3 separate regions of the Homo sapiens genome follow, and regions 2 and 3 are each linked to region 1. The links are chromatin loops, found by intact Hi-C in ENCODE. Cell type or tissue: heart right ventricle. All regions are shown on one strand.

Region 1 (8,000 bases):
CTCTCGCCGTGTAAAGAGCAACAGCAGTCATTTTCATCATGACCATCATCATCATGATAGGTTAATAGGGCACTTGTGCATTAAGGACAAATGTGAGTCATAAATATAAGAATAATAATTTAAAAGAAATAAGATCATTCATTTTAACTCTATTCTCCACTGTCCTTTGCTTTGCTGAAATTATACAACCCATCAAGCAGCAGACAGACACCCAATTGAATGTGGTTACCAGAAACACTCCCTGCCTTTGCTTTGTGATTGGTTGAGTGTCTCCTGAGGGCCAGGAGCTTTTTAAGCAGCTGGTGCAAATGGATGCCTTTCTGAAATTAACCAGTTGATGAATGTCACAGCCATCAGGCTTCCCTCCAGTGTTGGACCAGACAGTGCTCAAGCTGCTTGCTTCCCTCACAGCCTCCAGGGTCCATGACTGAGGGGAAGATGAATGGTCCAGGGGATGGGTGGGCAACCAGTTCAAAGCCAACTGCAGAATGCTCAGCCTTTGAGGACTGATATTTCTCTCTCTTATGCATCCTTGTATCTATGTGTGGCCTTTGCCATGTCCAAAATTTCTCGATGTTTGTTTAGGACTGAGGTCCTCTGAGGAGGGGTTTATGTATGTGGTATAAAGACCCAGACTTGACCCTGGCTCAGGTGCTTACAAACTGTGGAAACGTGGGCATGTTATTACCCACTCTGAGTTTCACTTTCCTCAACTGTATAAGGAGAAAATAAGACCTGCTTCACATGAGCATTAAATGATACATGAAGCCTGTTTCAGAGCCACTGGAATATATTGGGCACTCAGTAAATGGTAGGTAGGGTATTATTATTACTATCCTTACTACTGTTATGGAAGGAACCAAGAAGGTCAACTGAATCCAGATATCACAGACCATAAATGCTGTTATTAGAGACTTACTTCTTTGGGTTCTTCTCCCGGTGGATCCTCTTTTAAAAAACAGATATGGATTTTGCATATACTGAGGTGTTAGTAACATACATTACTAACCCATCTAAGTACTTTCATCTTGACCTGAAAGAGGCAAGGGGTTATCAGACTACATTTCCTTTCATCGTGATTTTTCCCACAGTTGGACCCATATCCAAAGGCCACTAAGCTGAGTCTAGTAACTGTGAGTTGCTCTAGTTAGCATTGGGAATGGAACCTACACTCACAAATGCTTTATGGTCCTGGTTGTTTCTGTCCTGACAGAGTACTGGGGTGGGACCAGGAGGCTGGGCTGGTCCTAGCTCTGTCACTGTCTAGGTGGCTTTGGCCAGGGTCTCTCTTTGGATGTCAGTCTCTTCATCTGCAAAATGGAAGGGTTGCATTTTATTGGTGATTTCCAAGTGGTGAACAGGGAAACTGCCCTTTGACAAACACCAGGAGTGAGGAAGAAAAGGGGTTAGAAGAGAGACAGAGAAGAGCCAGATCACAGTTGCTGAAGGGGAAAGGGCAGGGGTAGAAAATCTGTTTGAGAAGAGTAATTCCTGCTTCCCAAAGGACCAGCACTTGGGAAACTAGACTAAATATCTCTGAGGCCATGGGAATGTACAGCCCACTTCGGGTTAGGCAAAACTGTATATGTAACCTAAAGAGGCAAGGGTTTACATAAGGCTAAACAGCCACCCAGAAGGGAATTAGATTTCAAAGCCTCTGCGTTCTGGCCCACTGCTTAGCCACATGCTGCACCTGTTTCCCTTTTCCTTTTTACTAACATGGGCTCTCCCTCTAACACCTACTGACCATTAATTAATGGCCAACAAATCAGTTGAGACACTGTACTAAGTACTTACTGTTCACAGTATCAGAATTTATGCAATAAATTGTATTCTTCTTAGGGGTTGTTAGCATATCCGAAGGCCAATTGTGGAGCCTGGCAAGGTGATCTTTTAAGTGTCTGCTTAAAATTCTATCCACAAGGTTCTGTTGCCTAGAAAATTCTTAATGAGAAGAGTTAAATAAGTAGTTGATCAACGCAGGCACAGTTTTAGGAACACTAATGGACATCAGCTGGTTGGTGGACATTAGTTAGGGCAGGTAGGTCCACCTAAGACTCTCCTCGATTTATTCCTTTGGCTCTTGACTCTTGCCATGCTGCAGTTATGAAGTGCTTTGAGCCTCTCCTCGGTCCGATTCCTCTACATGTTGGTCTGTGATGTGAGAGCAGGAGTCATGGAATTAGAAAACCTGGTTCTTGTGCTCACTTGCTGCCTACCTGCTGTGTAATATTGGGCAGCTGTATACTCTCTCTGAGGCTTAGCTGCCTCATCTGCAAAACAGGCAATAACAACAACCTCCCAGACTGGTTGTGACTATCAACCAAGGTCACTGGCAGGAATAAACATATTGCAAACTGTAGGGCTCTGTGAAACTGTGAGCTCCTTGAGGCCTGGTCAGTGACTCTGTTTTTTGTTGTATATAATATTTAATGCAGTAGTTCTCAACTACATAAGAATCATCCAGAGAGCTTTTAAAAAATACAAAGGCCTGGGCTGCACTCCCAGATATTCTTACTTAATTGTTTTAGGGTGGAGCTGCGGCATTGGTATTTTTAAAAGTTCCCAGGTGATTCCAATGTGCAGTCAGAGTCAAAAATTACATTTGGCTCTTTGCTGGAGGCTCAGTTCTGTTGGATGAATGAATGATTCTAATTATGACTTCCTCTCTCCTTTCCCTGGAGGAGTGTGCTTTGTCCTGGATGGAAAGATGTTTCCTGTGTCAGGCTTTATTCAGGCGCCTGGCTATTTCTAGAACTGCTTTGGAAGAGCATCTGGACATTCATGTTCAGAAGATGCTCACAATGACAAACATGCTGGTGGGCAGCACCTCAAGGGGCCAGATGGGGCGGCCCTGCAGTTGCTGAACGTGGCCACTGGGCTAGTTAGTATTTCTAAGTGGCAGTGTGCCAGGCCTTGGGTAGGCGGAAGGGAGCTGGGATTCCCTGGCCTCCCTCCTACTTCCCACCAATTAGGTCAGGTCAGCCTTTGGCTGTGTTAAATGCTTTAGGAAGTTCCTGGACCCTTTCCTATTGTTTACCTTGTGAAGACATTTCAGTCAGAGTTTTTTAATAGAACAGTGGAACATGAAATTAATTTTCTGGGCAAGCTGGTAGTGAGGTATACTGGTGTTACAAATCTAACTTTAGATTTTTTACTTCAGCTTTTGACTGTACTTCCTTTCAGGAAGAATTCTTTTATGGAATTCAACCAGCCCTAACTCTGTGTGTGTGTGTGTGTGTGTGTGTGTGTGTGTTCTCCTTCATCCACCAAACACACCATGTTTTGATGCATCTGATTTACCATATACAGTTGTGGCAGGAATTTCTTCTTCCCACCTCCCCAGGCCAGTGTGAGCTTCCCCTGAAGCCATCTTGGATCCCCTCAGTTAGGGGCCGCTGCTCAGAATTCCCAGCAGCCTTCCTGTTGCAGCACTTCCCACGTCCTCAATCCTTACACCTCCAGGAATAGGGCACAGGCAGTGCTGTGAAAGCTCAGGCAGAGCTGGGCTTAAACTCCAGAGCTTCTCCGTATTTTCTGAAAGACCTTGGACAAGTTATTTAACTTTTCGGAGACTCAATTTTCTCATCTCTAAAATCATGAGGGACTGTTGATGAATCCTTAAGGACTAATAATCACTGGCGTGACTATCGTGAGAATCCAAGAGGTAAGATAAATAAAGTTACAGGGAAAAGCCTGGCATGAAATTGTTGTTTCTTGCTGAGGGTAGGATTCGTGTGTGTCCTCCCCAAATGCCCAGGTCCCTCCTTCAATGGGCACTCAACAAATATCCACTGAATGGGGGTGCATGAAAGGACATGCTGGGAATCTAAACCTTAGGACAGAGCAAGGAAGCCCCTTTCCTTTCCATGCCTCCTTGTTCAACTAAAGCTATATGTACCTCCTATGGTTGTATTTATTTGTTGTGTCTTTTAAAGCAATATAGTTCTCTTTATGTGTACTCCAACATGCAGCAAAGTATTGTAACCAGACTGCATCATTTGAGTTCATTCCTGAAAGTTGCTTCTTGAGGTTGAGCCATCTTAGAGAAGAACCTGGCCTCAGCAGAAAGAGGTGAAGGCCACAGCATTGGCTGAGTGTTCACTAAGTGCCGGGCCCCTCAACTATGACAGTGTACCAACAGAACACATGGCACGGCAGAAGCACTCATCACCCATAAAACAGATCAAGATGCTGAAGTTCAGAGAAGTTAGGAAGTTTCACTGAGCACCCAAGATAAGACACAGCAAAATGGGATTCTTGGCTCTAAAACCCATATACTTTCCATTATATCACACTGAATTTTGCATCAGAGGAACTGTGGTGGAATTGTGACTTTGTCACTAACCAGCCGGGAGGCCTTGGGAGAGCCACTTAATATTTCTGAGGCTCTAATTTCCTCAACCTACAGGGAGGGTTGGACCACTAGGCGATGGCGCGGTTCTCAAATTCGGTTTCAGTGGCTGTCTGTACCAGCCACTGCTAGTGTCTGCAGCCCTCTAGTGGTGCTTTGCAGGAACCAAGTGGTACCTAACCTTTCCAGGGCAGTTATTCACAAAGCGTTGATGCAGACTGCCAGGGCACCTGGGGCCTCAATGCCTGTTCACATTCACTGACCATGAATTAAAGACAAGCAGGGCTCAGAGGAGCCCTGGAGATAGACGTGAGCCTCATTGGTCCTCAGAGGGATTATTATTTTTAAAACTTTGCTTTCTGTTTGTTCTATACCATGCCTAGGACTCTCACTCACCTTTGAATGATAAAGAATGAACCCTCCCCATAGATTAAAATTGTAATTTTAAATTTAGTCATGGTATGTGCATGTACCTGACTTTGTTCATATCCCACAGCCCTAATATAATCAGGCCATCTTGGCGGCAACAGGATTGCTGAAGGGATGCTGTGTTGTGGACCAGCACATCGGGTTTAAGCCCTGGTAATGCTAGGCATTGACACCACTGGGTCTCTCACCTCTCTGCACCCCAAACTTATCATGGGTAAATGAGGGGTTTGGTGGAAGAGGCCTTGCAACTCTGTCTTATGCATGTGCATGGAGCTGATTCTTTAGAATGGCAGAGTTTTACCATTCCATTCAGTCTTTGAGATTTTTGCTGATGGGAACATGCCTTTCAGTGAAGCTGGGACAGAGGGGTTAGGAAAAGATATTATCTAGAGCTTAAGGTAGAGTAAGGTGAACAAGCATGGCCTTAGGAGCCACCTACATGCTGACAATTCTTACACATATGACCTGGGCCTCTTCCCTGAGATCCAGACTTAGTATCTACCTGTCTGCTCCATTTGGAAATCTAACAGCTATTTCAAACTTAACATGGCCAAATAGAGCTATTTATTCCCCATTCCTCCTAGGTCTATTCCCCAACCCTGGCCTTTCCCACCTTAGTGAATGGTACCACTATCTACCTAGTTGCTCTAGGAGCCCTATTTACTTTTCTTCTTTCAGTTATATCCCCATGTCTAGGTCTTCCAAAAACCCCTTCGCTCTACCTATAAAATATATCTCAAAGCTGACAATTTCTTCCATCTCTACTGTCTGCTACTGTAACACCTTACTCTCTTTCCACCTGGATGACATGACAGCCATAGCCTCTTTTTTTTTTTTTTTTTTTTTTTTGAGACCTAGTCTCATTCTGTCACCTAGGCTGGAGTACAGTGGTGCGATCTTGGCTCACTGCAACTTCTGCCTCCCGGGTTCAAGTGATTCTCCTGCCTCAGCCTCCTGAGTAGCTGGGATTACAGGTGTGTGCCACCACGCCCAGCTAATTTTTGTATTTTTAGTAGAGACGGGGTTTCACCATGTTTTCCAGGCTGGTCTAGAACTCCTGACCTTGTGAACCGCCTGCCTCGGCCTCCCAAAGTGTTAGGATTACAGGCGTGAGCCACCACGCCCAGCCAGCCATAGCCTCTTAACAGGTCTTGGACTTCTACTCTTCCCCCTGGAATTCATCCTTCAGAGTGATTATTCAGAAGAGCAGCACAGATTGTGTTGCCCCCTTACTTAAATCCCTCTAGTGGTTTTGCCTTTGCTTACAGAACCAAATCAAATCCCTAATCTATTGGCACTCCTGCTCCAACCCTCCCACGCTCACCAGCCAGTCTTTCTCCACCCACCCCTCCTTCATCTCACATTGCTCTGGCCACCCCGGCCTTCCCGCCTTCCCTGAAGATACCAAAGTCTTTCTCTTCGTGGGGCCTGTGCTGTCATTTTTTTGCCTGAAATGCTCTTCCTTTAGATTTTAACACAGCTGTCTTCCTCATGATCAATATTGCCTCGAGTCCCAAATGTGACCTCCTCTGAGGGGCCATCCCTGCCCCCACTAACGGAAGCAGCGCCTGAGTCATAGCCCCATATTTTATGTATTTTTTATCCCTTACTCCTGCCTGATTTTTAAAAATTTGTTTAGGAGCTTAACAGCACTCTCCACACTAGAATATAACTTCCTTTTGAGCATAGAAGGTATTCTTCTTGCTCACCACTGATTCTCCAGAGCTTTGAATTATGGGTCTTCAAAAATATTTCATGATGAATTAACTGACAGCTGATGATCCCGGCCTGCTTCATTAACTCTTTACACAGGCTCGTCAGTATAGCACACAATTTTGTCATCCAGAAGAAAGAAGAAAGTTATATTTTGTTTGTTTGTTTGTTTGTTTGTTTTATGAGAGGGTCTCACTCTGTCTCCAAGGCTGTAGTGCAGTGGTGCGATCTTGGCTCACTGCAACCTCCACATCCCGGGTTCAAGGGAGTCTTGTGCCTCAGCCTCCCGGGTAGTTAGGATTACAGGTGCATGCCACCATGCTCAGCTAATTTTTGTATTTTTAGTAGAGATGGGGTTTCACCATGTTGGCCAGGCTGGTGTCGAACTCCTGACCTCAGGTGATCCACCTGCTTTGACCTCCCAAAGTGCTGGGATTATAGGTGTGAGCCACCGCACCCGGCCTAGCAGAAAGTTTTTTCAATTACACTATCTTAGTCCTATTCTCTAGTCTTAACTGAACATAGTTCTCAAGATTCAATTCTGGCTATCATAGTAGCATTTCTTCAAAACATGAAGAAATGTCTGCTCTGGGCTAGCAGAGATGGAAGGAATGAAGGAGTGTATGTATGTGTGATCAGTATGTATTTGTATGTGCTTGCGTGTGTATTGAGGGGCTGGGATTTCATTTTATAGTTGAGTGTGGTAAATGATTTTAAGCTGCCTTACCTAGAATTCAGAGTGTAACTTAGTGTAAATAAAGCACCAGGTGGCAGCAGGGGAATATTGCTACACATTTTTTTTTTTTTAAACACTTAAGGTATTTTCCCAGTGGATTAGCTGCTATACAAAATGGACAATTAGACACAGGCCTGCACAAAGAGCTTGCAATCTATAGATGGATCAGTTGTCATTATATAAAGCTCCATATCTTCATTATCAAAAGCAGCTATGCTGAATGCTCTTCTCTGAAAGATTGTAAGCAAGCTCTGCAGAACCTGGGCAGGCCAGGGTGAGCCTTGCTCTGTGGAGATTATAACAGAAAATAAAAAATAAAGGAAATGTAGATGGGCATACCAGCTCTGAACAAGTTAAGGAATGATTATGTATTGCAAATTATTTGTTAACTTGGCTATTTATAGTTTATAGTATAGTGTCTGTCTCTAGACTGAAAGTCCTTCGAAGGCAGGCACCAATCTTTTTCTTCTTTAAATCCGGAAACACTTAGCAGGGAGCCCATCACATGAAAGGGGCTTAATAAACGTTTGTTGAACAACTGAGAAAAAAGTTAAGAAATTAAAAAGTAAAAATGAGAAGAAAAAACTGTGAACACTACTATACAGAAAGGAATTCGGAGCATGCCTTGTATCAAGTATCTGAGTTGCATGCTCTTAGTCCCAGAGTGCAGTTTTATTTATCTTTCCTTCTTTTTTCTTGAAGAAGAGGCAAGGATCCTTCCATGCCTGACTTCAGTGGAATATTGACCTCTTAGAGATTTTCAGATTA
Region 2 (8,000 bases), 400 kb before region 1:
AGCAAGCTGGGTTAACAAGCCCCCCCAGGTGATTCTAATGCATGCTAAAATTTTAGAACCACTGATCTAGGAAGCTGCAGCTACTAGAATTGTTCATCCTGGCCCTGGTGCTCAAAGCTTTTGTATCACAACCCTCCCCAACAACAAACTGCACCTCTTGACACTCTACCACCAAGATAGGGCCCTAAAAACATTTCTCTGGGTCCACCTAAAAAAAAAATCATTGTAAAATGTTCACTACAGTCTCCCAGCTGCCATATGAGCCCAGCCTACATATACAATATCATAAATGAGAAAGGGAGAAAAATATTTTGTATACACATGGTGTTTTCATCAAGACTGAGGGGTAGGCACTTGTATCTTTATTTTATGGAGACGCAGTGAGCTTAAGTAATTAGCACACAGTTGCAGAAAGAAAGGGGCAGGGCCAGGACTAGGACCAGATCTGCTTGACTCCAGAGACCATGTTTGCTCTGGCCTACCCATGTTGTCTCCTTTAATTATAAGGTTTGGTTCTACAGTGCTGAATTTTCAGAGCATCTCGGGTCTCCGGTCTTTGTGCTAATTAGTTAACATTTAGCATGTTTTAAAAAGCTGCTTTTTGTTCTGTAAAACCAATATAGCTGCAAATATCTTCTAAATAGACTAATTCACTTTGCACATATCTATATATTTAATAAAACTACAAATGTATGGCATGAATATCTGCACATTGAAAAAAAACTAACAATATAGGGGCATGTAGGGTAAAAAGTAAAGGCCTCGGCCAGGCATGGTGGCTCACACCTGTAATCCCAGCACTTTGGGAGGCCGAGGCAGGCAGATCACCTGAGGTCAGGAGTTCGAGACCAGCCTGGACAACACAGTGAAACCCCATCTCTACTAAAAATACAAAAACTAGCCGGGCATGGTGGCAGCCACCTGTAATCTCAGCTACTTGGGAGGCTGACACAGGAGAATTGCTTGAACCTGGGAAGCGGAGGTTGCAGTGAGCCGAGTTCGTGCCAGTGCACTCCAGCCTGGGTGACAGAGAGAGACTCCGTCTCCAAAAAAACCATAAAAATAAAAAGAGTGGAGGCCTCTCCTTACCCTCTTGTTCCTATCCTACCATCACTGTGACCATGCTTAACAGTTTGATATGTGTCTTTCTAGATGCTTTTTCTATGCATATATGTATGTACATGTCAATGAGATCAACGAATTGCATATTATTGTGTGACTTGCCTTTTTCCCTTAATATATCTTGGTGATCTTTGCAGTGCATGCAGATCAACCTCATCCTTTTAATGTCTGTAATAGTATTCCACAGTAAGGACATCCTGTACGTTTATTTGGTCTGTTCTCTATTGAAAGACACTTAGATTGCTTTTTTTCCTGTCACAATATTTTTAAGTAGTAACATCCTTATGAATATATTTTGAGCACATGTAGGAATATTTCAGGAGTGTGTAGAGGTAGAAATGATTGTTCAAAAGAGGTAAAATTTAAAAGTTCATAGGTACTACCAATCGCTCTCAAACACACTGTACCATACTACACTCATATAGCTGTCAAGGGAGCACTTCGTTATGTATTCTTACAATCACTGGCTATTGTCCAGCTTCACATTTTTTACAATGGGATGGGCAGAAAGTATCTTATTTTAGTTTGTGTTTTTCTGGTTACTAGAGAGATGGCGTGACTCCTCATGTTTACTAGCTATTTGCCTTTCTTTTTTCTGAATTGCCTACTCATATCCTTTGTCCATTTGGGTAGGGGGAGCAGTTGTCTTTTCCTTATAGACGTATAAGCTCTTCTTATAGACTATGGTTATTATTCCTCTGCCACTTATGTTGTAAAACTTTTTCCAAATCATCACTTGTCTTGCAAGTTTACTTTTAGTGTGTTTTGCTGTACAGAGAATTTATATTTTTATCTAATCAAGTCTGTCATTTAAAAATGTATTGTTTCTTGACTTTGTGCCTGGCTTAGAAAGCCCTCTACATTTCACTTAAATTCAAGAAACCAGTTAGAAAAAAATTTTGCCAGATCAGCTTCTGTTTCAGTTCAGCATTTAAGCCTGGATGCTTAAAAAACTGGATTATGATAGCAATGTCAGTACTGCTGATTCTCCTCCTAGTTTTTAGTCCTCTTTCTCTGCTGGCATTAAACATAATGATAATAAAGGAGTACAGTCATCCCAAAGTATCTGTGGGGGATTGGCTCCAGGACCACCCGCAGATACCAAAATCTATACAAACTCAAGTCCTGTAGTCTGCCCTATGAAACCCGTGGATATGAAAAGTGAGCCCTACTATAATGCAGATTTCCAAATCTTGCCTTCCTACCCATGTTTGGTTGCTGATGCAGAACCCACCAATATGGAGACAATACGGAAGGCAGACTGCATTTATTGAAGAACACCTGTGTATAAGTGGACCCGCACAGTTTAAATCATTTTGTGCAAGGGTCAACTATATATACATATATATAATTCATCATCTTGGTGCATCTGGAGACAGATTTTATCATCATTTGCAAGGGCCTCTTCTGATTCGCAAATCAGAAAGTCAAACCTGGGGATTATCTGTGACATTTCGCTTTTCCAATGTGTTTTTGTCTTGCATTTTATGGCTCTGGATGCCTGATTTGTACTATATTCAGATATCACTGATGGATGAGATAGGTGAGAAAGAGCAAGAATGTTATTTTTATTTTATTTTTTTAATTTTAACTTTTTTTTTTTTTGAGACAGAGTCTCACTTGTCACCCAGGCTGGAGTGCAGTCATGCAATCTCGGCTCTCTGCAACCTCCTGGATTCAAGCAATTCTTGTTCCTCAGTCTCCTGAGTAGCTGGAATTACAGGTGTGTGTCACCATACCCAGCTAATTTTTGTATTTTTAGTAGAGATGGGGTTTTACCATATTGGCTGGGTTGGTCTCAAACTCGTGACCTCAGGTCATCTGCCCACCTCAGCCTCCCAAAGTGCTGGGATTACAGTCGTGAGCCACCACATCCAGCCCTGTTTTTCTCCTTTATAGGCATATTTTCTACCTTTTTACGGAGAGAGAGCTTTTTTATTTTTCTTTTTGCCTTTGCTTTTTGTTTTGGAAATTGCTTGTCTCTTTTATGTATCTCTAAGGCTGTCATTACCCTTTCTTGGGCCTGTAACTTCTCACTCAGAAGCAACAGCGTAATTGTCACAGCCCGTCTGGGTTGGTCCTCTTATAGGTACTTGGTCTTTTTGGTCTCAATGTATGTGAAAGACAGAATAATGGCCCGCAAAGATGTCAGCGTCGTAATCCCTGGAACCTGGGAATATGCTATATTACATGGCAAAGAGGAATTAAGGTTTCAGATGTGGAATTAAGGTTCCATTCAAACCACAATTCTCAGTTTTTCCTGGCTCCAAGCGATGCTCTGTTCTACAGAAAGCAGCCACTCACTCTTAAGAAACGTACTTGCTGGGCATCTGATTGGCTTTAGGCTCACAGATTCCTATAATTTGCATATTCCGGTGGTAATTATTCTTCCTATAATTATTCTAGAATCTAATATACAACTGTGCTTTGGTTGCCATTCATGACAAAGAAATAGCTGTGGTCTGTCTGTGCCAGTTACTCTGAATTTCACAAAGGCTTGCCTCTTTCCTCATTCTTTACTACTTGGTTTCTTTTCAACTCAAGTTAGAGATTTGAATCTGACCAGATTTTTTGGAATGAATCTAGACCTGGAAGCAGGAAAACCTCAGTGTCTGTAGCTTAATCTAGTTGGTCTCTCAGTCACCAAGGTCTTCAGTTTGTCTGTCTTGTAAGTGGGGATAATGCATCTCATGTACATCAGCTGACATAGTTCCTAACCCACAGGAGACTCAAAACAAATATTGTTTTCTTCCCATCTCTCAGTTTTATGGCCTGTAACATGGGTATATTAATGAGACATACTTTGCCAAGGTTTTTTGAGGATTAAATAAGATAATACAGATATTCAGAAAGAAATGCAAGCTTGTTTCCTTTTGGAGTCATGCTGCACTCCTACCACTAGATGGCATGATCAGCACAGCCAGCTGGTGAAAACAGCTCTGAAGTCTAAGGGAAAGGGATCCCACTTCGTTTTCTTTTCTCAGGATGAAGTTTGGAAATAATTATCACAGATGTACTGAAGAAGTCTTCATTTTTGCTGTAAATCATGTATTACCATCAGAGATTTTCTTGGGCAGTAGACTTCCCTGAGGAATGGTTGGAAGTGAGGCCTAGAAACTGGAGTGGTCTCTTTGAAACGTCGTTTGATCATGTCCTTCCCATACATGCCTCTTTTATCGTGTCCTTCCCAGACTTTAATCTCACTGTGGTTTGCTGTCACCTATTCAAGTACATATAAAATAAGTCACTCAGGGCTGGGTGCGGTGGCTCATGCCTGTAATCCTAGCACTTTGGCTGAGGCGGGCGGATCACTTGAGTTAGAGTGAAACTCTGTCTGGAAAAAAAAAAATCACTCAGGTTGAGAGTGAGAGGCCCCTAGTCCTGCCCCTGAGGCACCACAGTGGAGCCCTGGAACTCCGTGAGCCATGGCTGAAGAACCACTGCAGGAGGAAGCTTGGGGCCTTTAGCATGGCACATAGGGCCCTCTGCTGTCTGATGACTGCCAATTTACTCCAGCCCATCTCTTGCCACTCATAGCTTTGCACTGGCTCTCAGCACCTATGATCTACCGAGTTTCTTATGCACATAATCCTGTTTCTTGCCTCTATGCCTTTGCCTACGCAGTCCCCTCTCTATTTTGAATCTCCTCTCCCCTAACTGACTCATCCGTTGGGGCTCAGTTTGGGCTTTAACTTCCCCAGGACTTCTTACTTGACCCTATCTAAGTTGTTTTCTAGTAGTTCACTTATGTGTCTGCATCCCCCACTAGTCTGTGAGATTTCTGAGTACAGGGAAAGTCTCTTACGTCTATTTTATAAAGGCCTGGCAAATGAAAGAACTCAATGGGTTTGGAGAAATGAATGAGTGATGAGTAGAGAGAAGGGCACCACCTAGATGAGGAGGTAGGAGATGAAGATGTAGGAGATGAAGATGTAGGAGTGGCAAAGGAAAATGAGTGTTTTGAATCTAGAAGTAAGGGGAGTCCTTCCCCAGCTGCAGGCTGAGCCCCCAGCAGGAGACCAGGTGAGCCTTCTTCTCTCAAAGCCTCAGTGGCAGCCCTCACAAGAGGTCACCAGGGGCTGGGAAATTGGAACTCCTTCAGCCACAGAGCAGCTGTTAGAGAAGCACTAGCAGTGTTGGGAGAGGAGGACCTCGGGATGGGGGCAAAGGCTCCGGCTGTCCCAGAGAGACAGTGCAGAAGGATGGCTGTTTGACTGCCCAGGCTCCAGGGACAGCAGGCTTGCTTCTAAGAATCATTTTGACTGTGATCTTCGAGGCCTGGGGTTGGAGGGCCTAAATCTGCCCAGGCTGTACTAAAGGCAAGTGTCCTACCAGGGATGACCTCTGCCAGAAGGCCAGAGGGCGGAGGTGGATCTCAATCTGAAACTGGGAGGGGAAACCACTTGAATCTTAAAAAAATCGCTTCTTACTTCATTTTCCTTCTGAGCGGGTCCCTAGACATCCAAACAATGCCTCTCCAGGCAGCCTGGCACGGCTGTCATAAAATGCAACTGAAATCTGTATCTATGGAAACAGGCTGGCTCCTCGTTTTTGCCTCTCTCACTCCCTGCTTCTGTGTTGGCCAGGATGGGGCTAGACTCCAAGCTCTGCACTCTGATGTAGGGGCAGCTTCATCCATGCTCTGATGGACCTCCTGTGTCCCCCTTCCTTTTACCTCCTCTTACCAGAGGCAGAGGAGGTTCTGGGAGAGGGTGACCTCGGGATGGGGGCAAAGGTTCCGGCTGTCCCAGAGAGACAGTGCAGAAGGATGACTGTTTGCCTGCCCAGGCTCCAGGGACAGCAGGGAGTGACTGACAGGGGTGCTGTAGGCTCGATGCCCCAATCTGGGCTTTTGGGATTGAGGCCCAGACCTTTATCCACTCAACAAAATTAATTCCCTGCCTCCTCCACCCACCCTAGGCTTGACAGCAATTCTCTGGTCCTTTCTTTCCGTTGCCTGAAGAGGTGACTTAGTATTCCTTAGGGTACATATGTGATGGTGTTTGGTTTGAGAGGTTTATTTAAAAAAAATATTTTGGGGGGATTTAAGATGAATGAAAATCATTCTGCTTCAACTTGGCAGAATGGACTGAAATGGAAACAAAGACAGCACAACTCTTTTCTTCTCTAGCCCTGATGTGCTGATTTACTAAACCAGGAGTTTTCTTGCAGGGGCAACCTGTTTTCAAAACACACTGCAGACAGGTCTAGCTTAGCTGACCTGTGTGAACATCAATGGGGAGGGTAGAAGGAACAGGGTGATGGCATTCGGGGATCTCACCATTCTGACAAGACACAAGTCATTCAACAGCCAGAGGTTCTGAGGACAGCATTTCCACTCCCACGGGGTGCCCCTGTCTGGGCAGCCCAGGACAGCGTCCGGAATACCGCAGAGCTTGGCCCTGCGCCACGAGGGGGCGATGCCGTCTCTCTTTTGCTCCACGCACTGTAGTAGACGCCTTCAGAGCCTGAGGGCAAAGAAAAGAGGCTTACTCCAAGTCTGCAAAGGAGAGTCAAGTGAACTCTTTTTTTCCACACGGGAAAAGATGGATATGGTCTAAATGGGAGGGGCTGGGAGGACAGGAAATGCAAAGGGGGACAACCTTGGCTTTAATTTTACTGTATAACCACACTCTCTGGGCCGGTTTCCTGGTGCCTTCCCTTTCACCCTGTTTAGTGATCATTATACTGGTGGCACTGGATGCCCCAGAGGGTATCCCTCTTTTTCTCCTCTTACTTTTCTTCCTATTCAGAAGTCCCTTTTATCACGGAAATATTTGCCCTGTCTCCCACAGCACCACAAATCCAGAATCACCAACCCGAGGGTTTCAAGATTCTTTGCTCTATCCCCTCCCTTCTCTCAGACCTGTCCTTATTTCCTTTGGTCCTGCACAATTCTACTGTATCCCTGATTGTACCAGGGGCAATATTTGATGATAAAGGGCAGAGTAAATTGTAGAGCATTAGGTTCATGTGATGACAAAGCAAAGGGCAAAACTTCAGCAGATGGCAGGCCTTGATCACTGGAGACAAACATTCTGGGGCCTTTCTGGTTAGGGCAATGGAGAACCCATTCTAAGAGTTATGGCTGAGATTGTGTGAATTTAACTCACCCACCTGCAAATCAGAGACAGACTTGGCTACAGGAAGCCTCTGTTGCTAGGGGCAGAATTGGGGAGCTTTTGGGACCTTCTCTCTTGTGAGTTGTCCATGGCCTGGGCTTGCACTCCAAAAGCCTCCTGGCTAATTGAAATCCACTGGTACAGCTTGCATCAACAAAGACTCCAGGCTCCTACTCAGGAGTTCATTTTGCCCTTGGCCTACCTGTAAACCCATTAGAGTGGAGAGTGCAGAGGAATTTCTCTCCCCACTAGGTCCAGCAAACACATTTTCATGTCCTTGTAAACGATGAGGGAGTCTTCCATGGAAGACTGTAGGTAGAGCCATCACTGGCTTTCACAACATGGTTTAGTATTTTTGTTGTCAGTCTCTATAATCTGGCTATAATTCTATAATTCTGGCTCAGAATCTATCACTTACTAGCTCTGTGATAGGTGGCAAATTAACCCTTTTAAATCTCATTTTTATCATCTGTAGATGGAGATGATTATTATGAGAACTTAATGAGATAATCTATGTTAAAGTACTCGGCCCAATTGCTGGCACATAAATGGTTGTTATCATTATCTTGAAATGCAGTGGAGTATAAAGGCTAAGCCAGCTGACTCAAATCTGAGCTCTACCACTTACCGTCAGTGTGAGCTCAGGAAAACCATTTGATTTCTATATGCCTCAGTCTTCTCAGATGTAAAATGCAATTTATTTATTTGAGACAGGGCCTCTCTCCTGTTATCCAGGCTGGAGTGCAGTGGCACAAT
Region 3 (8,000 bases), 220 kb after region 1:
GTCTCTTAGTGTGAAAACAAAATGTACAGCCTGCCCTAGCACCATTATGGTTAATTAAGCATGCATGTGACACAGTCAGCAACACAAGGAAAGTCAGAAAAAGAAAAAAGCCACACCTACCCCCTAAGATAAACAAAGAACAAACCCAGTGTTACTCTTTCTAGTTCTAGTCCCAAAATTAATAAAACCTTGAGCCTTTCCTGTAATTACTAACTCCCTAACAAAAACAACAGGATCCCTGTCTTTTGCAACACTGATATGTAAAGATATGCACTGGCCTTTGCAGATACGGTAACCATGTAAGAAAACTGCTGTTTTTTCAGACTAATTACAAACTTAGTAACTCTGCTTCTAATATTGTGTCACTTTTTCTCTCTTAAACACTTATGTTTTTTGATGGACTAGTCCTTTCCAATCCTAGTCCATCTTGCAAACTTTTACAAATAAAATTCTTTCCTTTTGTCTGAGTCTGCCTCTAACAATAGTTTGTTTATATTGTATTTTTACTGCACACTCTGACTAAAGCCTAAATTCTCTTTATCTTCCTAAAACTCTGCCCTACTTCTTATTTTCCTTTCTTCTCTCCTCATCATAGGGGCCTAAAACCTCACAGCCATCTTTGAATTTTCTATCTCCCTACTGTTGAGACCCAACTCTAAACAGTAGCCAACTCCTGTCCTTCCTTCTTTTGCAATGTTTCTCACACCAGACTCTCCCACTGATGCTGCCCTTGACAGACATTTATTACTCCCTTCATACCTGCATCTTTCTAGTATCCTAGGAGTTGGTCTCTTTGCATCCAGCCCCTCATCCTTAGGGCAAAAACAAAGCATCCAGGAAATATTATGAGTTTTAATTTTAACCCAAGGGCTGCTACAGAGTAACTCTAAGTCCTCTTCCAAAAGAGAGCTCTAAAATCTTCCAATCCAGTGTCTGTCTCCCATCCAGTACTCCCTTCTTTAAATAAATTACCTCTAGTTCTTTCACCCATTTTTTCTAAGGCACAATTATGAATTCCTGATCTCATTCGCCCTCTTCTGAGTATGAAGTAATGTAAGTCACTGATCAAAGGCTCTGGGACTAAGGTGGAAGTACAGAATTAATTGTTATTGAGTTCTTTATTTTAACTAATTCTCTTAACAGCCCTCTGAGCTAACCTGTGGTGTCTTTATTTTTAGAAATGCAAAAAGAGTAGATCTAAGAAGTTAAGAAAGCCGCTCAAACCCAAACAGCCAAGAAGTGATGAGGCTTGGAACTAATCCTTACTTCCTACAGACCCTGCACACAGCCAGCACTGTGGCAGGTGTGAGGGAGGCCAAGGAACAAATGTGTAGCTGGGGAGAGGGTGAGTGCTGGTTCTTTTCATTTACATTCTCCTCCACAAAGGGTATTGGTATATTCCAAAGTGAAGAACAGTATATCATATCATACCTGGAGGTCAGCATCGGCAGCGGGTTTCTGGGCTCCCAGAGTAAAATGGCCTCCTTCTATGATCATGTTGGTGAGCTGCAGTTTGGAGGCTGCTTTCCTATAGACTATTTCTTCCACAGTGTCTCGACCAATCAGCCGAATAACTTTAACAGACCTGGACATAAGTCAAACAAGGGTAGTGTGCTATAAGGGTGTGCAAAGCTGGGCAAAAGTATGCAAGGTAAATACATCTAAAAGCAAACAAAACCAAATACCATATTCAGGGTACAATGAAAGGGAGATTGGTTCATTTGGTCCTGAGCACTTGTTAGAGAGAACTCGCCTGAAATTCTCTCTGAACCATTCCAGACAGTCAAAGAAAGAATGATGGGGTAACCATGACTGGGATTCCTTATCTGTAGCCAAGGAAAATATCTGGAAGATCAAATTATCCTCAGATCAAAGGGCAACATCTATCTTTCTTTTTTTTTTTTTTAGCTTAGCTCCATAGCCCCATAACCCCATTTTTTAACTGAGTCAGACCCTAACTCAAGAAGGATGAGTTAAATGACTTCTAAAGTTTCCTTCTAATCCTTTCACAGTTTGATTTGACTCCTTCTAATAAAGTCAGTCTGGACTGATAATGTGACCCACCCAATACTACCCTAGGAGTCAATAGCACAGATGAGCTAAAACCTGGTGGTCTCTCAGCTCCCAGTGTGGGACTGTCACCAGGACTATATTCTTCACCTTTTTCACAACCCAGAACTGCTGCTGGGCAAGCCAAGGAAGCAGAAAAAAATCACTTACTTGTTTTGGCCAATGCGATGAGCCCTGGCAGCTGCTTGCAAGTCATTCTGAGGATTAAAGTCACTGTCAACAAAAATCACAGTATCTGCTGCTGTTAAGTTCATGCCAACTCCACCTGAAAACAATGCAAAAAGGAATGTAATCAGCAGCACAAAGACGAGGAGCTAGAAAATAAGCACAAGGCTAGAGTGGGTCAGACTGATAAACTGAAATCAGTCAAAACAATTGGCTTCATCCTTCAAATGGACCCACACCCCTAACTCCAAAGCCTTGTTCCAGCGGTGAGAAGTGCTACCTGACCTCTTATTGCCTGATGGGAAAATTTTTATTACTGAATGGAACAGAATGAGCGGAGCAGGGGCAAGTGGCCAAGGTGGATACTTAAGTCAGTGCCATGGAGCCACTTTATCTCTTCTGCTTAAAAACCTTGATTAGATTTTGATTAGAGTAGTCTGAGGAAAAGGACACATGCTCTTTCAGAAAACAGATCTAAATATGAGAGGTCTGCAGTGCGCACTGTCAAGAGAAGAGTGCCGAATGTCGCTTGCAAGTTACAACTAGGTAGCAAGATCTCTGATAAAAAGTTAATGAGAAGAGTGGATGATATTATACTCCTGAGCAGAGTGGGAAACCTCCTCCCTCTGATTAGAGAAAACTCCAGTGAGTCTTTTTTGTACTGGTTTCCACATTAATCAAAAAGAAAGTAACAAAACCAACGGCAAGACAAGAACACTCTTGTCATTTACTCTGAGTGTTCTGAGGCTTGCTCAGAACACTCTTGCTGGTCTTTCTTCAGTGCTGCAGGAAGAGAGCTGAGGAGGTACCTTGAGTTACAGGAATTAATTAAGAGAACCGTGAAGGTACATTGCAGCCTTCTCTTTGATTAATGTGAAAACAAGTACAAAACAGACTCCCTCTTGCCAGGGTCGTTAGAGCTGGTTGCTGAAACAAGCAAGCCTGAAAGGGCTTGTTCCATAAACCTGAATTAAGGACTAACTTTTAAGAAGGACTACTGACCATAAGCTGGATCTCCAGACAAATCAGGCAGGAATATTCTAATTAAAGTCTTCGTATCAAGTTGAAGTTGGAACAAGGAGGTAATCATGACCGATTACTGAGAGATGCTAAATTATACCTAATAATAATGATAATGACACTTACGCTGTGCTTACTACTTGCCAGGCATTATTCTAAGCACTCTCTCTATATTAACTCCTTTAACCCTCACAACAACCCTGTCGGGAAGTTGAGTAGTTGCTACGATTTTCCCCACTTTATAGATGTTGAAAGGGAGGGTAAGGGACTTCTCTGAAGTTGCAAGCCTAGAAGGTGAAAGAGCCAGGATTCATTCCCTTGCAGTCTTGGTCCAGAGCCCGTGCTTTTATCCACTATACTATAATACTTTTCAGGTGCTTATTTCATTTTAAAATGTGTTCCATAAAATTATCTTCTTGAATTCATGTTGTCTAAGTGCAGCTCTTCACCGAGGGGTGAGATTTTTATAAATAAGCCACACCCACATCCATGAATAGGAACATATTCATGAGCTATCACTGCCATCTGGTGGCAACATGACTCATCACAGAAATATTTGAAATTTGGAAGGAAACCTGTTAAATAAATGAAAATACTGCAAAACTACAACAAAACTGTGACAGCAAACACAACAGTGTTTGGAGAAGACTAATGTCCAGGACTGCTTCAGCTCCCAGATCTACTCTGAGTCCTCCAAGGAGATTAACTGAAAAGCAGAGATCTCTTTTTTCCTAATTTTAGACATTTCAAACATAATGCTGCTCTCTGAATATGAGGATGATGAAATCATTAAAGCATAAATAAAACTGTTTTCCCGGCAGTGATGATGCACTGCCTGATTCTTTCAGTTTCTCCTGAGACTAACCCTGAGGCAACTGATCACATGAGAAAATGGCTGAGACTCCATGTGCAGTCTATGATCTTGGAAGAGTGAGGCCAAATGAATCTTATGTTATTAATTTTATTAGGGAGATAAAACAAACACAGGTGAAATAATCTCCTTATAATCAAAAATTATATCTAACACTTCTTTCATATACCCTTATAGCAGCAGGCATTTAGAAAGCTTTCTAAATAAGACTGAACTCTCTTTTTAGAAAAATGTCAATCTGTCTTTAATAGAGGACACACATCTCTTTCATGTTCCTGCATGTACTCCATCAAGATTTATGTCTACAAAAATAAGATAATGAAACTAGGATCCTATGAGTTGAAAACTAAGGTCAGCTTGCTCCAGGACCTGAGAAAAATTTCTTAGGCTGGAATGTAGTGGTGCAATCTTGGCTCACTGCAACCTCCGCCTCCTGGATTCCAGCGGTTCTCCTGCCTCAGCCTCCGTAGTAGTTGGGATTACAGGCACGCACCACTACATCCAGCTAAGTTTTGTATTTTTTTAAGTAGAGACGGGGTTTCACCATGTTGGCCAGGCTGGTCTCAAACTCCTCACCTCCAGTGATCCACCCACCTCAGCCTCCCAAAGTGCTGGGATTACAGGCATGGGCCACCGTGCCGGCCTTTTTTTTTTTTTTTCCAGACACCACAATGACTTAGAGAATCATTTCATCTCCAAGAGCTGATTTCAAATTATGTAACAGTAAATGAAAGCACTCTGTAACTGGTAAAGCATTACAAATGTCGTAATATTCACGATTTAAATCATATATGGATGATGTCATAAATAATTCTAAAAAGTTGGTATTTTCAACATAATCACATTTTTTAACAACTAGATTTTTGTTAAGCTTTTCAGCACTATTCCAGAAATACTTATAGAGGAAGGACAACTAGTAGACAAACTGTTACCTTATTTCCCAAATTCACGGTTGGGAAGAAGAGCTACTTCCACTGAATGTAAATGAAACATTCCACAAAATCACATAAATCTTTCAGGACATTCCCAGGTCAATGGTCAAAGCAGATTAGAATTACTTTCCAATAACCCCAGGTTTCAGCCTTACTTCTTTGCTGAGATGACAGTTTGGACAGGCTGGATAGAAAACAGCACCATGCTTGATGTCCAGTACCTTGTTTTACATTCAATAGTAACCTCACCTTTCAGAGAATTAAGGAAAAAAGTGTACTAACCGTTGGGATGTAATAGTACTCTATTATCCCTCATTTGTCTGTTTCCATCAATGCCTTTGCAGCCTACCTGCCCTAGTACTCAGGAGAAAAACGAAAATGGGCTGCTGTCCAAAGTTCTTAATGGCCAAGTGTCTCTCTTCTCCTCTCACAGAACCATCCACACGCTCATAGCTGTAGCCTTTACAGAGAGGAAGAAAAACAGAAATCTTAACCCTTTTCAAGTAGTCTTTGGGGAATAAAAAATTAAGCCCAAAACCAAAGGCCAATTTTGTCCCTTTCCATATACAGGCACAGCCCTACTTTAAGCAAATCCCAAAGGGAAAAATTTAAATTAACAGGGACAATTATCATTTTACAAAATAACTCACCATAACATACTCCTCTGGATTTTTTAAATACATGCAGTTGAAGTCTTTGGCACTTATGAAGTTAATACTCAGTTTTGACTATTCTCAAGCAACCCTGAGCATCTATCCTGTGTGATAGTTTCAACTTTGCTGAGATGTAATTCTTATGTAAACAGAAGACAAGCGCTTGGAGGCAGGTGAGTGAGCCCCTTCTAACAGTCCAGCAATCTGCCTTTCAGTGAGGCTTTAGAGTTCGCCACCTGCCTCCATGCATCCGTGTGGGGAAGGGGAGCTACAGGATCAGGCTGTTTATGCATCTGGGGACCCCTCAATGGCCAGTGGCATGTGCCAACGGCATTCTGCAAGTGTCCACTGGACCAGGTATACTGCGGAACTCAGACACCCGGTCTGAACTACTTTTTTAAATTGTAAGGTCTGGAGCTGTTCAACATTGGGCTCAAGATCAACTCATGTTAGAGCCTTTTCTCATCATCTCACACAAATCTTATTACATATTAAACAGACTTCCCAGGTAATAACCTACATTCTTTATTGTCTATGCAGAAAAAGTTGCTCTTACTTTTCCCCTGGCTTATTTGTTATCTCTATAATTTCAATATTCACCTTTTCACTGATCATGAGTAAGTGCTCAACTGTTGAGGTGAATGTTACAAGACGCTAAAAGCTCTAGTCACTGAAACTTTATCACACATTTTCAAAAACATTTCCACAACATTTGCTCCACGGCCCATAATTTTAAATCATGTAACTGATGGGAACGTGGGTGTTTATTTCTGCCCACGTGCCTGTTCTCTGCTGTCCATCCTTGCCTTCACACATCACTCTCCTCTCGCCTTTTGATTTTTTGGTTCTGAATAATGTTCTCACCCTGCTTTCCTTTGTAATATTCTCATATCCCATATTATTCTTCATGGACCTATCTGGACTGTTAAGTCTAACAGAGCCTTAGGTAATGTAGTGGCCAAAAGGTGTCACCTCTGTAATCCATATAGTCTTGGAGAATATCCAACATCTGGGTCATTTGGGAGAAAAGTAAAACCCGATGGCCCCTGGCAAGAAAAAGAAAAGGAAACACTGCCAAGTCTAGTGGTATTTAAGGTCAATTTCCCTCAGGCAAAATTTACCAAACAATAAAAGTTTATAAATAAATACCAAAGTAGAAATATAAGTGTCGTATGATTTATAGACTGCCTCAGAACCTCCAAATGCTTTCTATGAGAATACACCTCCACAGGTAGCTGTATCCCTCAGAGCAGTCATCCTCAAACTAGAGTGGAGATTATTCCCAGGAGACGTGTCAATGCAACAGGGGATATAAGCCCTAGAATAAACAAGGTGCCTCTTTCTGGAATGTCAATTTGCTCAATGGAAAGAAATATAAGCTTTCATTTTAGTAGCAAAATAAATACAGATATGTGAAGAGTAAAATGCAAAATTCAAATACACACACAAAAAAAAAGAAAAGAAAAACTGGAGACTCTGAAGAAAGCCTGTGGTCAGTCATCTACAACTATGCCCTGTTTGGGGGTGTAAAGTCACTATCCTCTCATCTACAGCTATATGGGTTGAAAAGTCTGAGAAGCATTACTTTAGAGAAGCAAGGGGTAAGTGATGTCTCATTTTCCATAACACGAGAAAATTTTTGTATAGCGAGAGGAGGGAAGAAAGGCGGCAAAATGATGGAGTAAGTCAAGAACAAAGTCAAGCCTAGAGTCCCTTGTTACTGGCTGTTATTTTAAATTTGCATAAACAAAGAAGCACAGCACTGTCAAAACAATATTCTCATTATAAAAACTTATTTAATCTGAGCTTGCAACAAGTGTAAGAGGAAAAATTATGGGGAACTCTTTCAAGATTCAAGCCCCAAATGGGTAGAGAAAGCAATGAACCTGAAAACCTCAATTCTAATCTCATTTCTGCCATTTGTTGGCTGTGTGACCTTGGGCAAGTCATATAACCTTTCTGGGTCTGTGAAATAAAAAACTGGCCAGAAGGCATTTATAGGTCCTTCTCCAACTCTAACATACTTATGGCAGATATACGAGAACCAATGAAATACAGTAAGACATGAAATTATTTAACTTGCACATTCCTAAAGTTGAGCAATTTTGCCAAATCTGAAGTTTTAGATTAGTTCAGGCCATACCTAAGACAGTCATTCCAAAGGGATAATTTTGAAACCCATGGGAATCTGGGCTTTTCCTAGACTCCTCTAGAAAGAGAGAACTCTGGTGACTAGGAGGATTAGGTATAAGCTGAACACATGGCTGTTGAACACTAACTGAACCTGGT

Evidence for each region. Hi-C counts contacts between places; a loop is a spot of excess contacts. Peaks named below come from ENCODE experiments on the same cell type or tissue, not always from the same donor. Only the 100,000 strongest peaks of a DNase experiment are listed, where the experiment ranks them.
Region 2: it touches region 1 in a loop (15-fold over the local background); 79 of 110 quality-filtered maps call a loop at or near these places.
Region 3: a loop joins it to region 1, with 4 times the contacts of the local background. A loop is called at or near these places in 15 of 110 quality-filtered maps.

The regions. Positions count from the first base shown.
Region 1 is chr1:147,491,666-147,499,665 of GRCh38, reverse strand. The region is part of intron 3 of LINC00624 (long intergenic non-protein coding RNA 624); the gene reads left to right. Among named protein-coding and RNA genes, the nearest start is that of LINC00624, 22 kb to the left of the region's middle. RefSeq lists a silencer at 4,414-4,603. In heart right ventricle, CTCF peaks have their summits at 2,858 and 4,490 (motif pointing left); DNase peaks (open chromatin) are centred at 2,865 and 4,495; H3K27ac peaks cover 1,713 bases.
Region 2 is chr1:147,888,922-147,896,921 of GRCh38, reverse strand. No RefSeq gene overlaps it. Among named protein-coding and RNA genes, the nearest start is that of GJA8, 9.9 kb to the left of the region's middle. In heart right ventricle, CTCF peaks have their summits at 4,026 (motif pointing right), 6,333 and 6,532 (motif pointing right); DNase peaks (open chromatin) are centred at 4,053 and 6,541.
Region 3 is chr1:147,269,689-147,277,688 of GRCh38, reverse strand. CHD1L (chromodomain helicase DNA binding protein 1 like) reads right to left here. Exons shown (of 23, transcript NM_004284.6): 11 at 6,684-6,757; 12 at 5,408-5,518; 13 at 2,221-2,335; 14 at 1,432-1,585. Among named protein-coding and RNA genes, the nearest start is that of CHD1L, 31 kb to the right of the region's middle. In heart right ventricle, a CTCF peak has its summit at 3,786 (motif pointing left); no DNase peak of the experiment used is centred here; H3K27ac peaks cover 1,043 bases.